Linked DNA regions of Homo sapiens: region 2 is linked to region 1. Evidence: chromatin loops called from intact Hi-C (ENCODE). Cell type or tissue: gastrocnemius medialis. All regions are shown on one strand.

Evidence for each region. Peaks named below come from ENCODE experiments on the same cell type or tissue, not always from the same donor. Only the 100,000 strongest peaks of a DNase experiment are listed, where the experiment ranks them.
Region 2: a loop joins it to region 1, with 4 times the contacts of the local background. A loop is called at or near these places in 3 of 110 quality-filtered maps.

What each region holds. Positions count from the first base shown.
Region 1 is chr15:42,382,151-42,390,150 of GRCh38, forward strand. It overlaps CAPN3 (calpain 3), which reads left to right. Exons shown (of 24, transcript NM_000070.3): 2 at 2,333-2,402; 3 at 4,017-4,135; 4 at 5,603-5,736; 5 at 6,778-6,946; 6 at 7,803-7,946. It overlaps LOC105370794 (a long non-coding RNA gene), which reads right to left and starts at 3,881. Exons shown (of 3, transcript XR_932178.3): 1 at 3,816-3,881; 2 at 3,553-3,669; 3 at 2,397-3,007. RefSeq lists enhancers at 2,336-2,891, 3,386-4,585 and a silencer at 2,578-2,760. In gastrocnemius medialis, a CTCF peak has its summit at 3,521; DNase peaks (open chromatin) are centred at 3,531 and 4,401; H3K4me3 peaks cover 1,108 bases; H3K27ac peaks cover 8,000 bases.
Region 2 is chr15:42,327,667-42,335,666 of GRCh38, forward strand. It overlaps GANC (glucosidase alpha, neutral C), which reads left to right. Exons shown (of 24, transcript NM_198141.3): 14 at 1,640-1,783; 15 at 2,910-3,006. Among named protein-coding and RNA genes, the nearest start is that of CAPN3, 28 kb to the right of the region's middle. In gastrocnemius medialis, no CTCF peak of the experiment used is centred here; a DNase peak (open chromatin) is centred at 3,795; H3K27ac peaks cover 5,310 bases.

The sequences.
Region 1 (8,000 bases):
TAATCTAATGTTTTCCCCTTAAAAGTCACTTGTTCTTTCTCCCTAGATGTCCAAACAATGTTTTTTTTTTTCTTTGAATCCCAGTAATTTTCTAGAATGTATATTCATGTTGGTCATTCTGGGTCAATATTCAATTTGCCCTTTCAATCAATATGTAGTATTAAATATGTGTTTTTATTTAAGGAAAAATATTTTCAAATTATAGTGGGGTTTTTTGTTTTTGTTTTTGTTTTTTTGAGACAGAGCCTCACTCTGTCGCCCAGGCTGGAATGCAGTGGTGCAATCTTGGCTCACGGCAATCTCTGCCTCCCAGGTTCAAGCGATTCTCTCACCTCAGCCTCCCAAGTAGCTGGGACTATAGGCATGCGCCACCATGTCCAACTAATCCTTTTAATCTTTGTAGAGACGGGGTCTCACTATGTTGCCCAGACTGGTCTCGAACTCCTGGCCTCAAATGATCCTCCCACCTTGGCCTCTCAAAGTGCTGGGATTACAGGTGTAGGCCACCACACCTGGACAATATTATTATTTCTTATGGTTCATATTTCTTAGTATCTTCATAACATTCAAGGTTCATATTTCTTTATGGTTTTGGTTTTTGTCCTTAGGATATATTCCAAAAGGGATAGACAGCCAAAATGTTACATTTTAAGTGACTTGAAGTAATTATTTTTCTGTGAATGGTTATGCAGTTAGGTCCCTTTGCTTCGGTTTGCTTTCAGCTTTTACAGATGGCTTTTTAAAATAATTTTTTCTTTAATTTTGGCTCTTAATTATTTAAAACTTTACATGATTCCTAAGTCAAAACTATTTTTAAACAGTTATATTCAGAGTTCTACTTCCATCCCTATTTCTACCACCTTATTCCTTCCCTCCCCATATAGGTAAACGTTTTTGAAAACGATTGTTTTGGTTTATCCTTCCATTCCACTCAGAGTTGCAGATGGGACGCATGCTGTGGGGTGTAGCATAAGCAAGACTTTCCATCTACTAGGAGTATACACCCCTGAGTGCAGGAGCTTCAGCTCACTTGGGTATATTGGGTTGTTGTGATGGGGGTTGGGGGAAGGTGGAGAGAGAGACCCTGTTTGAACTGTGTCACAGGAATGCCAAGACTCCATGAAGCTGAGAAGAATGGGGCTAAAACCAGATCACTAGCCTGGCGCGGTGGCTCACGCCTGTAATCCCAGCACTTTGGGAGGCCAAGGCTGGCAGATCACTTGAGGTCAGGAGTTCGAGACCAGCCTGGCCAACATGGCGAAACCTCATCTCTCTCTACTAAGAATATGGAAACCACCCATGGTGGCACACATCTGTAGTCCCAGCTACTCGGGAGGCTGAGACAGGAAAATTGCTTGAACCTGGGAGGCAGAGTTTGCAGTGAGCCGAGATCGCGCCACTGTACTCCAGCCTGTGTCGCCCACTGCACTCCAGCCTGGCGACACAGTGAGACTCTGTCTCAAAAACAATACAAAACACTGAATCTATATTTTATTTATTTTTATTAATTTATTATTATTATTATTATTTTGATTCTCCTGTCTCAGCCTCCCAAGTAGCTGAGATTACCTGTCACCACGCCTGGCTAATTTTTGTATTTTTAGTAGAGACAGGGTTTCACTATGTTGGCCAGGCTGGTCTTGAACTCCTGACCTCAAGTGATCCACCCGCCTTGGCCTCCCAAAGTGCTGAGATTACAGGTGTGAGCCACCACGCCCAGCCGACACTGCCCTAACTCTCAAGTTGCATCCTTACTCGAATAGTATGACAGTGTGGGAAGCAGCATGGGACAATGTAAAAAGGAGGCATGTTTCTGGCTTCTGCTACTTACTAGCTGTGTGTCTTTGCACGAGTTTCTTAACCTCTCTGGGCCTCAGTTTCCTTATCTGAAAAATAACAATGATAGTATTCCCTTCACAGGGCCAAATGGAATACTATCAGGAACACTACATAATGGAACTCAATAAATAATAGCTACTGCGGCCGGGCGCGGTGGCTCACATCTGTAATCCCAGCACTTTGGGAGGCCGAGGCGGGTGGATCACAAGGTCAAGAGATGGAGACCATCCTGGCCAACATGGTGAAACCGTATCTCTACTAAAGATACAAAAATTAGCTGGGCATGGTGGCGCATGCCTATAGTCCCAGCTACTCGAGAGGCTGAGGCAGGAGAATCACTTGAACCCCGGAGGCAGAGGTTTCAGTGAGCCAAGATTGCACCAGTGCACTGCAGCCTGGCGACAGAGTGAGACTCCGTCTCAAAAAAATACCTATCTATCTATCTGTCTATCTACTGTTATTCTTACCTGGTCATTTCCTTTTTGTTTCACAGGAAATTTGCGAGAATCCCCGATTTATCATTGATGGAGCCAACAGAACTGACATCTGTCAAGGAGAGCTAGGTAGGAAAGTGCCTCAGGTCAGATCCTGCCAGATGATCAAGGGGTGATTACAAGGTGTGATCCCCTTCCAGGAGGTAAAGGGACAATCTGTGCTTGCTTCCAGTAACTTTTTGGAAGATTTTTTATAACAGTTGCTTTATGGTCGTTTATCTACATGCTGGCGATTGCTTCATTTCCTCCTACATGCCTCTTTAGCACTCTGCCATGCATCACAGGGGGTATCTGCATCCTGTGGCCTCCTCTCCAGTATCTCAAGGACACTTACATACCCCACTCAGCATGACAAAAGCCCTGCTTTTCACTGTATCGTCTTTCTTGGAAGACAGCTCTGTGACTGTGCACCAAGCATGCCCCTTGGGCATGGAGATTCTAGATACACACACAAAAGGCATCGCCAAGGAAAGCACTTGTAACTGGAACCCTTGTTTAAATTGCCCCAGCATAGCTCCATCTTAAAAGAGTCTTTCCACAAAGATGGCATCCGCCATGTGGATGAGCATCCAATTTTCTCTTTGATTGGTTAGCTTGACTGCTCCATCTGATCTTCCTCTCTCTCGACCTCTTGTTCAGAAAGTATTGTCTTTGGTGTGGACTATAAGCAAGCTCTGTGAAGTAAAATTGGAGAGAACACCAACAGAAACAATTTAAATTTGAGGAAAAGGGGGCACCTAAGACCAAAGGAATTTGGCTTATTTCATTCCAGAAGGGGAGGCTGAGAATAAATCAGATGAATATCTGGGTTCCTGCACCTGAGGGAAGGCTTCCTGCAGAGCCCTGGGCATAATAATCTGGGACCTTCAAACCAATAACCTCTTTCCAAGGAAAGACTGGCTGCTTCCAAGGAGGGTAGGGGAGAGTGGCTGCAGGCAGCTCTCAGTCTCCCCTGCACACTCTCAGTTGCATTTCACTTAACCCATCCTCCTTAGAAGGCAGCTCTGTGACCAGGTACACCCCCTATTATATATATATATACACACACAGAGAGAGAGAGAGAGAGAGAGAGAGAGAAAGAGAGCAAAGTGTTACCTCCAACTACATACAGTACTCTGTCAGAAAAGAGGTTCAGAGAATAAGAAAACGTCCCGAGCTCATTCCGTTGCCAGCAATGTCTTACTGCCCCCTATAGACGGGTTCCAGGGCAGCTGCCTACCTGGCCTTCCTTCCAATACAAATCATCTTGGTGGATGGTTCTCTGAGGCTCAGTCTTCGCTGAAGTCAGAAGAGGAATTGGACTCACATTGCAAAGGCACAGGGCAGGGCAGATTTCCTACAGGTGTTAGGAAGAACAACCCAGTTATGATCACCTACTGCTCTGTCTCCATTGAGGCCTAAAAAGGAAGTGAGTTTATACTGCAGTTGGAGGAACTGCCTGCAGCCTTGAGGAAAATGTCTAGTCACAAGGGAGTAAGTTACCTGTTGATCATATTGTCAAGGAATTCCTGTCCAATTCTCCTTCCCTGGGTTGACACCTCTGTAAGGTCAGATCTGGAAGTAGGAGAGTGGGCACCAAGGGAGTCCCCGTTCAGGGAAGTGGAGTGGCTGGCTGGGATTGGGGCTTTTTCTTCCCAGGAGGAGCAGGAGTGCTCACGATCTGTGCCCTGTGTCTGCCTGCAGGGGACTGCTGGTTTCTCGCAGCCATTGCCTGCCTGACCCTGAACCAGCACCTTCTTTTCCGAGTCATACCCCATGATCAAAGTTTCATCGAAAACTACGCAGGGATCTTCCACTTCCAGGTGAGGTAATGAGAGTGTAGTTAAGAGGGCCAGCGGCAGGCCACCCACCGCTGGTCTCCTGGCCTTGACTTCCCAGAAGCTGGAGGAAACTTCCCACCCATCTACCCGCAGCGGCAACAGTCGGCATGGACCCCCTTAAGGCTTCAAGCCTGGGAGGAAGCAGTTGCTTATCTCTGGCTCCCTAATCCCTCCCCCACCACCTTCCACTATGTCCCAGAAAGACAGGAAGACATCCTGTTTACTGTGGGTCTATTTTTGTCTTTGCAGCTGTCTGGCTGCTTTTATTGCCTGCAGCCCTTCTCAAGTAGGTCCCTAAGATATTAGCACTGTGACACCACAGGACCCTTCAGGTTGTACAGGAACCCCTGTCCAGGGCTCCTGTATACTTCTTCCTCTCTAAGGCATGGCGGTACCAAGGCTATCACTCCTCTCTTCCAAGCCCTGGAAGAAGAGTCTGCTTAACCTGGGGATCAGGCTTCTTGTTTGCCCTAGAACTGAATCTGATGGTTCTAGAATCCATCCAGCTACTGGAAATTTTCTGGGTCCCAGTCACCTTGGCATAGAGCTGGTGCTAGAGCAGAACCAAACTGAATTCTACCTGTGAGGGTCTCGTAGCTTCCGGGATGCTGGGGAGTCAGCCTGTCTCCAGCTTCAAAGGCTCCCTCATGTCCCAGGATGACCCACATTATCAGTTCTTGCTCCCCGGGTCTTGCACCTCAGCACGGAAGGCCTCAGAAAAGGTCTGTCTCCAGGCTCAGACTCCCCCTCCTGCCGCCTTGGGAACATGGCATATTTAAAGGGTCTCAGATCTAAAGGGCCTTACATACAAATATCAGATAGATTTCTGTTCTCATTTCAATGAGGGAGAAAGTGCCATTGAAAAGGAGACTAAACCACATTTGGCCCTTTTCAGTTCAAACTGATTCATTCAAAAAAGAGCGACATCCAAACTTGAAATGATTGAACAATGTTCCTGCTACAGCTAGAATAGATTCTGGGTCACTTTGTTCCTCCGTTTCAATCCTTGTTCTTCAGTTTGGCATCAAGAAATACCTAAATCAGCACAGTGCCTTCACTGCATAGTTCCCAATCCTGGCCACATTGAATCAGCTGGGGGCACCTGAGAGTGCTGACACCCAGGCCCTGCCCCAGACCTGCTGAGCAGGAGAATGAAAATCTTACATCCTAAGACACTCATGGAGCACCTACTCTACCCATTACTGGGCTGGACTCTGTGGAAGACATGAAGTATATGTAACTCACTTCCAGCTCTCAAAAAGCACCCAGTCCAGTTAGAGACAGATTTACACACCCCAAACACAAAATAGGATGAACAGGCACCCAGATGCAGAGTCCAGGAAATGATGCTGCTTTGGGATTCAAGAACCCCCTGAGGAATGTGGAGGAAGGACACATTTCCTAACAGTAATTTGAGTATGTGACTCTGTGCGTGACGCTTCTGTGCAGTTCTGGCGCTATGGAGAGTGGGTGGACGTGGTTATAGATGACTGCCTGCCAACGTACAACAATCAACTGGTTTTCACCAAGTCCAACCACCGCAATGAGTTCTGGAGTGCTCTGCTGGAGAAGGCTTATGCTAAGTAAGCAACACTTTAGAATGTGAGGTGGGGCTAGAGGTGAGAAAGTGGGTTGCAAAATCCAGCCGAGACCTCACTCACAGGAAGAGGCATGTGCCTCTATACGTGCATATGTGTGGGCATGCAAGTCCAACTGTGACCCAAAGTTAGAGATCAGTTCCAGGCAACAACAGCTCTAACTAAAAACATTAAATTTAAGAGTAGAAATGAAGATTTGCATAGAAGACCTTTAGCTTTAGCTTACCATAGCGAGTTCTTTCATTGCACCTCCATGGTGGCATTGCAAGTCTTGGATCAGAGCATTGTATCTCTGGAGCTCAGATCCCAGGGTCTCGCTTGGCTCAACCTCATGTGCTTATAGCAGATTTATAAAGCCATGTTGTCTCTCAACTTAAAAGCTCCACCCCAGATGCTAATAATGGATTTTTTAAATTTTTTTGAAACAAGGTCTCACTCTGTAATGCAGGCTGGAGTGCAGTGGTGCAGTCACGGCTCACTGCAGCATTGACCTCCTGGGTTCAAGGTGCTCCTCCCACCTCAGCCTCCCAAGTAGCTGGGACTACATGCGGGCATCACCATGCCCAGTTAATTTTTGTATTTTTTTGTAGAGACGGGGTTTTGCCATGTTGCCCAGACTGGTCTCGAACTCTTGGGCTCATGCAATCCACCAGCCTTGGCCTCCCGAAGCGCTGGGATTGCCGGTGTGAGCCACCACACCGGCAGCTGCTAATGGCTTTAATGCAGCCCTTCCTCAACGTTCAGGATGTAGTGGAAAGAGCTCTCAGGAAGTGGGGATAGCTGGGTTTCAATCCCAGTGCTTCTGGCTCTCTGTGGTCTTGGGTGGGTCACTTAGCCTCTTGAGCTCAGTTTCTTCATTATGAAGAAAGGGAATCATTGTTTCCATCCCATGAGCTCATAGGGTTAATGTGGAATTGATGAAAGAACATCACAGCATCCAAGAGGTAAAGTTCTGGTGGCAGTGGTACCTGGGTTTTGTTCCCTGGAACTCTGTGACCCCAAATTGGTCTTCATCCTCTCTCTAAGGCTCCATGGTTCCTACGAAGCTCTGAAAGGTGGGAACACCACAGAGGCCATGGAGGACTTCACAGGAGGGGTGGCAGAGTTTTTTGAGATCAGGGATGCTCCTAGTGACATGTACAAGATCATGAAGAAAGCCATCGAGAGAGGCTCCCTCATGGGCTGCTCCATTGATGTAAGTCTGGGGTGTGGGGCACAGGGTGGGGAGCTCCAAGTGTCAGGAAGCCTTTTACCCAATGAAGGGCAGCATAGAGCTTTTGTGTGGGACAGAGCGAATGTTTTGTTTGAGGAAGCAGGAACTGGCTCTCAACTTTGAGGACTGGGAATTTCTCAAGGGAGAACAGTTCTTCCGGATTTTCAATAAAGACACTGGTCAAGGACATTTCAAGCCCTGGAATGTCAGTGGAAATCAGTCCAGAGGCCTGTGTCAGTGGAGGCCTCCCTTGCTGGTGCTCCTCAGTCTCAGCACGCTCCCATTAAGCTGGCCACGTACTTGGCTGTGGACCTGAGCCCACCATTTCCCTAAGAAAGCCTCCCAGTCACTGGGCTTTCACCACACCTCCCCGCTTGAGACGTGGGCTTTGTGTTGTTACCTGGGAGAAGCTAAGCCTGCAGCACCTTTCAGTGCAAAGAAATGCTGTGAACTGAGACAGGAGCCAAGGGTAGGGAGATGGCCGCCCATGGCCAGGCCTCCTTCAGGGGGCATGCCTTCCCTGAGGGCTGCTCAGTATATTGATATGATAATCTTAGTGGTTTCCATTGGGGAGGATGGGGCTGAAGCTGAATTCCTGCCCCTTCTTCTCCCAACACGCCCAATGGACAGCTTGGAAGGTCAGTTAGCACACAACACCATGGATGAACTTTTTTTCTGTATCACTTTTCTCCGTCTTTCCTCCATTCGTGCTCTGTTGATCTCTCCTCTCTCCCTTTGTCTGTCCCATCTCTTTCTCCTCTCTCCTTCCCTTTCCACCCTTCTGTGTTTGTTCTCTCCCTCCCCTGTGTTGTTCCCTACATTCTCCATCGGGCCTCAGGATGGCACGAACATGACCTATGGAACCTCTCCTTCTGGTCTGAACATGGGGGAGTTGATTGCACGGATGGTAAGGAATATGGATAACTCACTGCTCCAGGACTCAGACCTCGACCCCAGAGGCTCAGATGAAAGACCGACCCGGGTGTGTACACCTCCGATTATCAGAACTGACCATCCCTCCAACCCACATGACCCC
Region 2 (8,000 bases), 54 kb before region 1:
AGACTCTATGATATATCAAAGTACTTTATAGCAGAGGTTTATTATATTTTCAAATTGCTATATATATTTTATATAAAATTGTGTTCCATAACTGTTATTTAAATATGATGATACATGTGAAAATATCTTACAACGTATTTGTCATTAAAAGTGAAGTATGATTTTTAAATAATCTGATAAGAACCACAGAGGAAACTGGAGAGGCCACATCTGGAGAACTGTTTTCAACCAATTATGATGATATTAATGATGGCAGTGTTGATGATGATGATACCTAATGCAAATGGAGTACTTGCTGTGTGCCAAGCACTGTGCTAAGGATGACTTCATGTGCATCATACCATTTGTCTTCATAATAACCCTCTGAAGTTGGAACTATAACTAAATCTAACCCCATAGAAGAGGAAATTGAGACATAGAGAAGCTTAAAAACTTGCCAAGGTCATGCATCTAGTAAGTGGTGGAACCAAAATTTGAACTCAGGTCTGTTTGTGCCCTAAGCCCAGCTTTTAACCACTAAACTGTAGTTTCTGGCATCAAGTATTAGGGCACTAATAAACAACTTAGTACAGGGATAGACAAGCGTTGGGCCAAATCTGGCCATGCCTATTCATTTCCCTATTTGTGGCTGCTTTTGTACTACTATGGCAGAGTTGAATAATTGAAAAAGAGACCTCATGGCCTGCAAAGTTGAAAATATTTACTATCTGGACCTTTACCAAAAATGTTTGCCAATCCCTGCTTTAGATGGTTCTAAAGGAAAGATATGGTAGTTAAATATTTGGAAATCATTTACCCCCTTATACATAGAAGAACACACATGTTTAGAAATAAAGATTCAAAAAAAAAAAAAAACAAGCCACCTCCAGGAATTTGAAAGACTTTCTTGTGGGCGAGGTGACAGATGTATTCTGTGGGGTCTCAGAAGGTAAGCTAGGTAGGCTCTGCGAGGGGAATGTTATATACAAGGAGCAGGATTTTTGAAAAATAATAGAATGAGCTGCCTGAGGGACTCCCTGTCTTTTTAGCTATTCAGTCAAACGCCAAAAGATAAGTGATTCTAGAAAAGACCAGGGATTCTACAATACCATGTTAGCTAGATGACTCAACTGTCCCTTCCCACTCTAAACTGAACAGTTCTGTGTAGGATACAAACTATAGATCATGTTAACAAACAGGTATATTGGCTGTCAAGTCTTTCAAAGTATTAGAGAGAAGGTAGAATCTTGTCATGTTCAGCTATAGTTGCCCTTAGTTAAGAGTTGTAGCATCTGATGAATGAGAAGGAGCCCAATTGTGAACATTCACAACCTTTCCCATAGGAGTCCTGCAGGGAGGTCTTGGAATGAATTTGCCAGGCAATATATATTTCACAGACAACACAGGGCAGCATTCTTTTATTCAGCAGCAAATATTTATTGAGATCTGTCTATGGGCCAGGTACTATTCTAGATGTTTGGGATTTATTAATGAACAAAACAGACAAAATGTTGTTCCCTGTGGAACTTATACTCTAGCAGTGGAGCAGAGGACAGAGCATAGATAATAAACATAATTTTTAAAATGAGGTAGCAATGGTGACAGCTATTATATAGACATCATCAATGTAGGAGTGTCATGACCAAGGTTTACTTCCTAGGGATCTACGGACATCCTCTTCCTTTGGAATGACATGAATGAGCCTTCTGTCTTTAGAGGGCCAGAGCAAACCATGCAGAAGAATGCCATTCATCATGGCAATTGGGAGCACAGAGAGCTCCACAACATCTACGGTTTTTATCATGTAAGACATCCAAAAAGAATTAAACTGGGCTTGTGTGACCCACCTTTTGGCTGAAGGTCATTTGCTTTGTGATATAATGGCTATTCTCTACTGTTCATTTCTCTTTGTGTGTCTTTTCTGACAACTGCAATGAGTCTTAGGTAGTAGCCAATACAAGACTTTTTATTATTTCTCCCTTTGCTTCTTTTCTTTTCATGATGAACTTGATGAACTTTTAAATATTATGAAATTAATTATAACATAAAGCTTCTGCCTTGATAGGAGCCATTAATAAGTGGCACTCACTGGCCACTACCTCAAACTTTTATTGATGCAAGCAGTATATAAATATGTGAATGAAGGTAATTAAAACAAGTGTTTTAAGATTTCACAGATATCTAAATACAGCAAATCTTATATTCACACTGGAGGAGCAATATTTAGAACACAGACACACAGCTTCAATAAGTATATTTTAAAAATGTAAAGCCTTCCTTAAGTACTTAGCTTCCTCAATAAAGGTGGTAAAATTATCTTTCATTTGCCAACTACATCCAAAAGACGTGGCAGACACTTGACCTCATGTATACCCATGGTTCTTTGTTATTTTCAAATTGTGACTGTATTCCTGTGGCCCTCTTACCTATTGGTATTTTCCAATGGGATCTTTTGGCTAAATATAAGCATAGTTTTCAGATTGTGTGTGTTTGCCTCTTTAACAGCCTGTTGCAGTAACTGTAGACTGCTTTAGTTAGTGAGCTGTCTTATATAGGTCAGGACCAGTCATTTAACCTCTCTGAAGCTCAGTTTTTCGTACCAATGAAAACTGTCTGTCTCAGAGGTTGTTACGGAGATTATATGAGAAAATTATATTAAATGCCTAGCAATAGTAAGCACCAAAGAAATGCTAGATGATTGTTTATTATTATTTCATTGCTATTGTTAACCAAAGAAAATTTTCCATTCTTTTAATAGGGGAATTTAGAGTAATTTCATTATACCATGAAAATTATTTGATGGATTTATTTTAATATTTTCCATTTCATGCTCCTGCCTACTGTTTGCTTTTTGTATGTTAGATAGCTTATTGGGGATGTCTGTACAAATCCAATCATCTCTTTGAAATTTTTCTTGTTTGGTGATATAGCAAATGGCTACTGCAGAAGGACTGATAAAACGATCTAAAGGGAAGGAGAGACCCTTTGTTCTTACACGTTCTTTCTTTGCTGGATCACAAAAGTATGGTAAGGAATGGCTCATATCAGACTTAAAAACACATTAGCAACTTTTTTTTTAACCATTTATAGAATGTGATGTTACTGTGCTGATGCCTTCCTTTTCCTTTTTTTTTTTTTTTTTTTTTTCATTTGTTTGTTTGAAACAGAGTCTCGCTTTGTCACCCAGGCTGGAGTGCAGTGGCACAGTCATGACTCACTGCAGCATTGACCACCTGGGCTCAAGCAATCCTCCCACCGAAGCCTCATGAGTAGCTGGGATTACGGGTGCACACCACCACACCCAGCTAATTTATATATGTATATGTATTTTTTGGTAGAGACAGGGTTTCACCATGTTGCCCAGGCTAGTCTCGAACTCCTGGACTCAAGCGATCTGCCCACCTTGGCCTCCCAAAGTGTTGTGATTACAGGTGTGAACCACCACACTCAGCTGATGCCTTCCTTTTCAATAGCCATTGGTCAGGCCTTTGATTGTAGACAGTGGTATGCCCTAAAGTGTGGATTTTGTCCTATAAGACAGAATAAACAAATTTTAGTCATTTGATACTTGTTTCTCACTGAAGAAATGGCCACTTCGTTGTTGGGAGAGTAACTTCTAAGTATTCAGTTTGCTGGGATAGTCATCTTTGGTCCTGTCTCTTTGATTTATCAAAGCCAGGGAGATACACCTCTAACACATTCCATTAACCAACTGTTCCACTTAGAAATGTGGCTTAAAATAGACCTGGCTGTTGCGTGTGGTCAGGGTCATCTATAACTGGATGCAGTTTACCAGCTAATGCAGATCTGGTTCAACTTAACAACCCTGTGGCAGGAAGGCTATTTTAAGTCCCCTGGCCTTGCATAAGCAACGGAGAGCTTAGATCCTAGTTTAAAGAATCCAGCCCTTACTATCCTGTGGACATTATTAAGCCTCCCACTCCACCCCTGAAAACCTGGCCCTGTGGCATTCTGGAAAGGGCCAAAATATTACAATCTCAGGCAAAGATTCATGTACAGAGGTATTCAACACAGTGGTAGTCCTTGAAACAAAAGTAAGAAAGAAAATCTAAATACATAACAATAAGGGAATAGTTATAAAAGTATGGTATAGCAACATGATAGATTATCGTGAGGCTATTTATGTTTAAAAAATTTTTTTTCTTTTTTTAATTTTCATAAGGCTATTTTAAATGGTAGATTTAATTGCATGAAAAAATGTTTTTGATATGATAAATAAAAAAAGGAACACCTAAGTGTTTATAATATTAACCTAATTTTGTATTGATATGTATTAGATGTACATATTTTCAGGATATGTGTGATAATTTGATATGTTCATATAATCAAATCAGAGTAATTGGGATATCTATCACCTTAAATATGTATCTTTTCTTTATACTAGGAACGTTTAAATTATTCTCTTTTAGCTTTTTTAAAATGCACACAATCAAGGCTAACTATAGTCACCTTACTGATCTATCAAACATCAAGTCTTATTTCTTATTATCTCAATTTTATAAAAGATTAATGGAAGATAGTAATTTAAATAAATAAGTGGGTAGATAGGCAGACAGTTAAATATAAGAAAATGTAATACCTTGGTGATTTTGAGTGATTTTCATTTTTTTCTTTTATCTAACTTTATTTTACAAATTGTCTACAAGTATCATTTTTAATCACAAAAAAAAGTATTTTTAATGAAAACATTTACCAGCAACAGTTAAAAAAAGATAACAGAAGATTTAAATATTAGGTTATTGTTGATCTCTTATGTTGGTCCATTGCTTAGCCTGCAGTACTCTGTGTGAAGCTATCAGCTTTGCTTCACTGTGTAGCAAGACATTACAGGAAACACTACTTTGTTAAGTCATATGCGATGATCAATAGCCATAGAGAACTTCTGACTAAACAATAGTATGAGACATGAAAATATCTGCATGTTTATGTGAGCTTTCTTTCTTGATGAGAATGTCTCCATACGGATTTCAAAATCATTATGTAAATACGTACATATCTCGCTTGAAGTCAAGAGGAAATTAGAATACTTTTTTAAAAGAACAATCCCTGGAAAATATTTTTTTTGAGCCAGGCACAGTGGCTCAAACCTGTAATCCCAGCACTTTGGGAGGCCGAGGCGGGTGGATCACCTGAGGTCAGGAGTTCAAGACTAGCCTGATCAACATGGTGAAACCCTGTCTCTACTAAAAAAAAAAAAAAAAAAAATAGCTGCGTGGTAGCGCGCACCTGTAATCCCAGCTACTAGGGAGGCTGAGGCAGGAGAATCGCTTGAACCTGGGAGGCAGGGGTTGCAGTGAGCAGAGATCGTGCCATTGCACTCCAGCCTGGGCAACAAGAGCAAAACTCTGTCTCAAAAAATATATATATATATATTTTTTTTGGTCACGAGCAGTGGCTCATGTCTGTAATCCCAGTACTTTTCTGAGGCAGGTGGGCAGATCACTTGAGGTTAGGAGTTTGAGACCAGCCTGGGCAACATGGTGAAACCCTGTCTCTACTAAAAATACGAAAATGAGCCAGGCATAGTGGCACATGCCTGTAGTCCCAGCTATTCAGGAGGCTGAGGCAGGAGAATTTCTTGCAACTGGGAAGTGGAAGTTGCAGTGAGCCAAGATTGCACCACTGCAGTCCAGCCTGGGCCACAGAGTGAAACTCCATCTCAAAAAAAAAAAGAATTTTTTTTTTCCTGGCCATAGGGCGGCCTAAAATTTCTATGAAAGATTAAAACAAAAATAGCTACCAAAACTATTTTGGTAGAAGATAGACAAAAATGCTTCAGAAGTAGTATATATTTCATAAAATAAGACTTTCCCTTTTATGGCTGTCTTTGGTGGTATATAATCTCTCATCACAAACTCTTAGCAACTCTTCAGTAAATAAGAACAAGAACACTGGCTTAGGCATCAGAGTGCCTGGGCTCAAATCCTGCCTCTACCACTTAATAACTGTGTAACTCTGGGTAGATTATGCATCCATTGCTTGCTATACTTCCCTCATCTATAAAATTGAGTTTATAATAGTGTTTATCTGATAGGATTGTTGTGATTATTAAGTAGGATAATACCAGCAAACTATTCGGCATAACACCTGGCTCAGTATGGGTTAAATAAATGTTAATTATTGTTATTGCTACTGTTATTATGTCTCCCCTTTAAGGCCTGTAACACTTCTCTCAAATTTTTTAGGGTTTTCTTTGGAAGCAGGGGCTGGTGGAGGTGGGAGGAAATAGGTACATAGATCAATTGAACAGAGTAGAGAATCCAGAGTATCCAACACATATGTGATCAATTGCTTTGCAACAAAGTTTCCAAGGCAATTTAATGGAGAAATTACAATTTCTTTTCAGTAAATGGTTCTGAAACAACTGGATATCTGTGTGGGGAAAAAAATGAAACTACACCCCTACCTCATACCATATTCAAAATTAAACTAAAAAATTAACTCATTTTAAAAGCTAAAAATACAACCTAACTTCTGGAAAAAAACATAGAATAAAATCTTTTTTTTTTTTTTGAGATGGAGTCTCACTCTGTTGCCCAGGCTGGAATGCAATGGCATCATCTCAGATCACTGCAACCTCCACCTCCCGGGTTCAAGTGATTCTCCTGCCTCAGCCTCCTGAGTGGCTGGGATTACAGGTGCCCACCACCACACCTGGCTAACTTTTACATTTTTAGTAGAGACAGGGTTTCACCATGTTGGGCAGTCCGGTCTTAAACTCTTGACCTCAAGTGATCTGCCCTCCTCGGCTTCACAAAGTGCTGGGATTACAGGCGTGAGCCACTGCACCTGGCCAGTAGAAAATCTTTATGGCTTTGAAACAGACAAACATTTCTTAGAAAGAACACAAAAAGCATGAATCATAAAAGAAAAAAATGACAAATTAGACTTTATCAAAATTTAAAAATGTCTGCCCTTTCAAAGACATTGGTAAGAAAATGAAATGGCAAGCCACCGACTGAGGAAAAAAATATTTGAAATATACATATACAGATATATCTGCCAAAATACTTGTATCCAGAATATATAAAGAACTTTTACTACTCAATAATAATAAGAAAGACAACCTACTTTAAGAGTTGGTTTTCTGAAAAAAAAATAATAATAACAAAATAGATAGACTGCTAGCTAGACTAATAAAGAAGAAAAGAGAGAAAATCCAAATAAACACAATTAGGAATTACAAAGGAGAAAATGTAGGAGAAATGGATAAATTCCTGGACACATATACCCTCCTAAGACTGAACCAAGAAGAAATTGAATCCCTGAAAAGACTAATAACGAGCTCCAAAATTGAATGAGTAGTAAAAAGCCTACCAACCAAAAATAGCCCAGGACCAGACAGATTCACATCCCAGTTTTACCAGATGTACAAAGGAGAGCTGATACCATTTCTACTGACACTATTTCAAAAAATTGAGGAGGAAAGACTCCTCCCTAACTCATTCTATAATGCCAGCATCATCCTGATGCCAAAACCTGGCAGAGACACAAAAAAGAGAAAATTTCAAGCCAGTATCCTCGATGAACATTGATGCAAAAATCCTCAACAAAATACTGGCAGACTGAATTCAGCAGCACATCAAAAAGCTTATCCACCGTGATCAAGAAGCCTTTATCATTGGAATGCAAGGTTGGTTTAACATACCCAAGTCAATAAATGTGATTCATCACATAAACAGAACTAAAGACAAAAACCACATGATCATCTCAATAGATGCAGAAAAAGCTTTCAATAAAATTCAGCATCCCTTCTTGTTAAAAACTCTCAGCAAACTAGGTACTGAAGGAACATACCTCAAAATAATAAGAGTCATATTTGACAAATCCACAGCCCACATCATACTAAATGGGCAAAAGCTGGAAGCATTCCCCTTGAAAACTGGCACAATACAAGGATGCCGTCTGTCACCACTCCTATTCAAAATGATATTGGAAGAAGTCCTGGCCAGAGCAGTCAGGCAAGAGGAAGAAATAAAGTGCATCCAGATAGAAAGAGA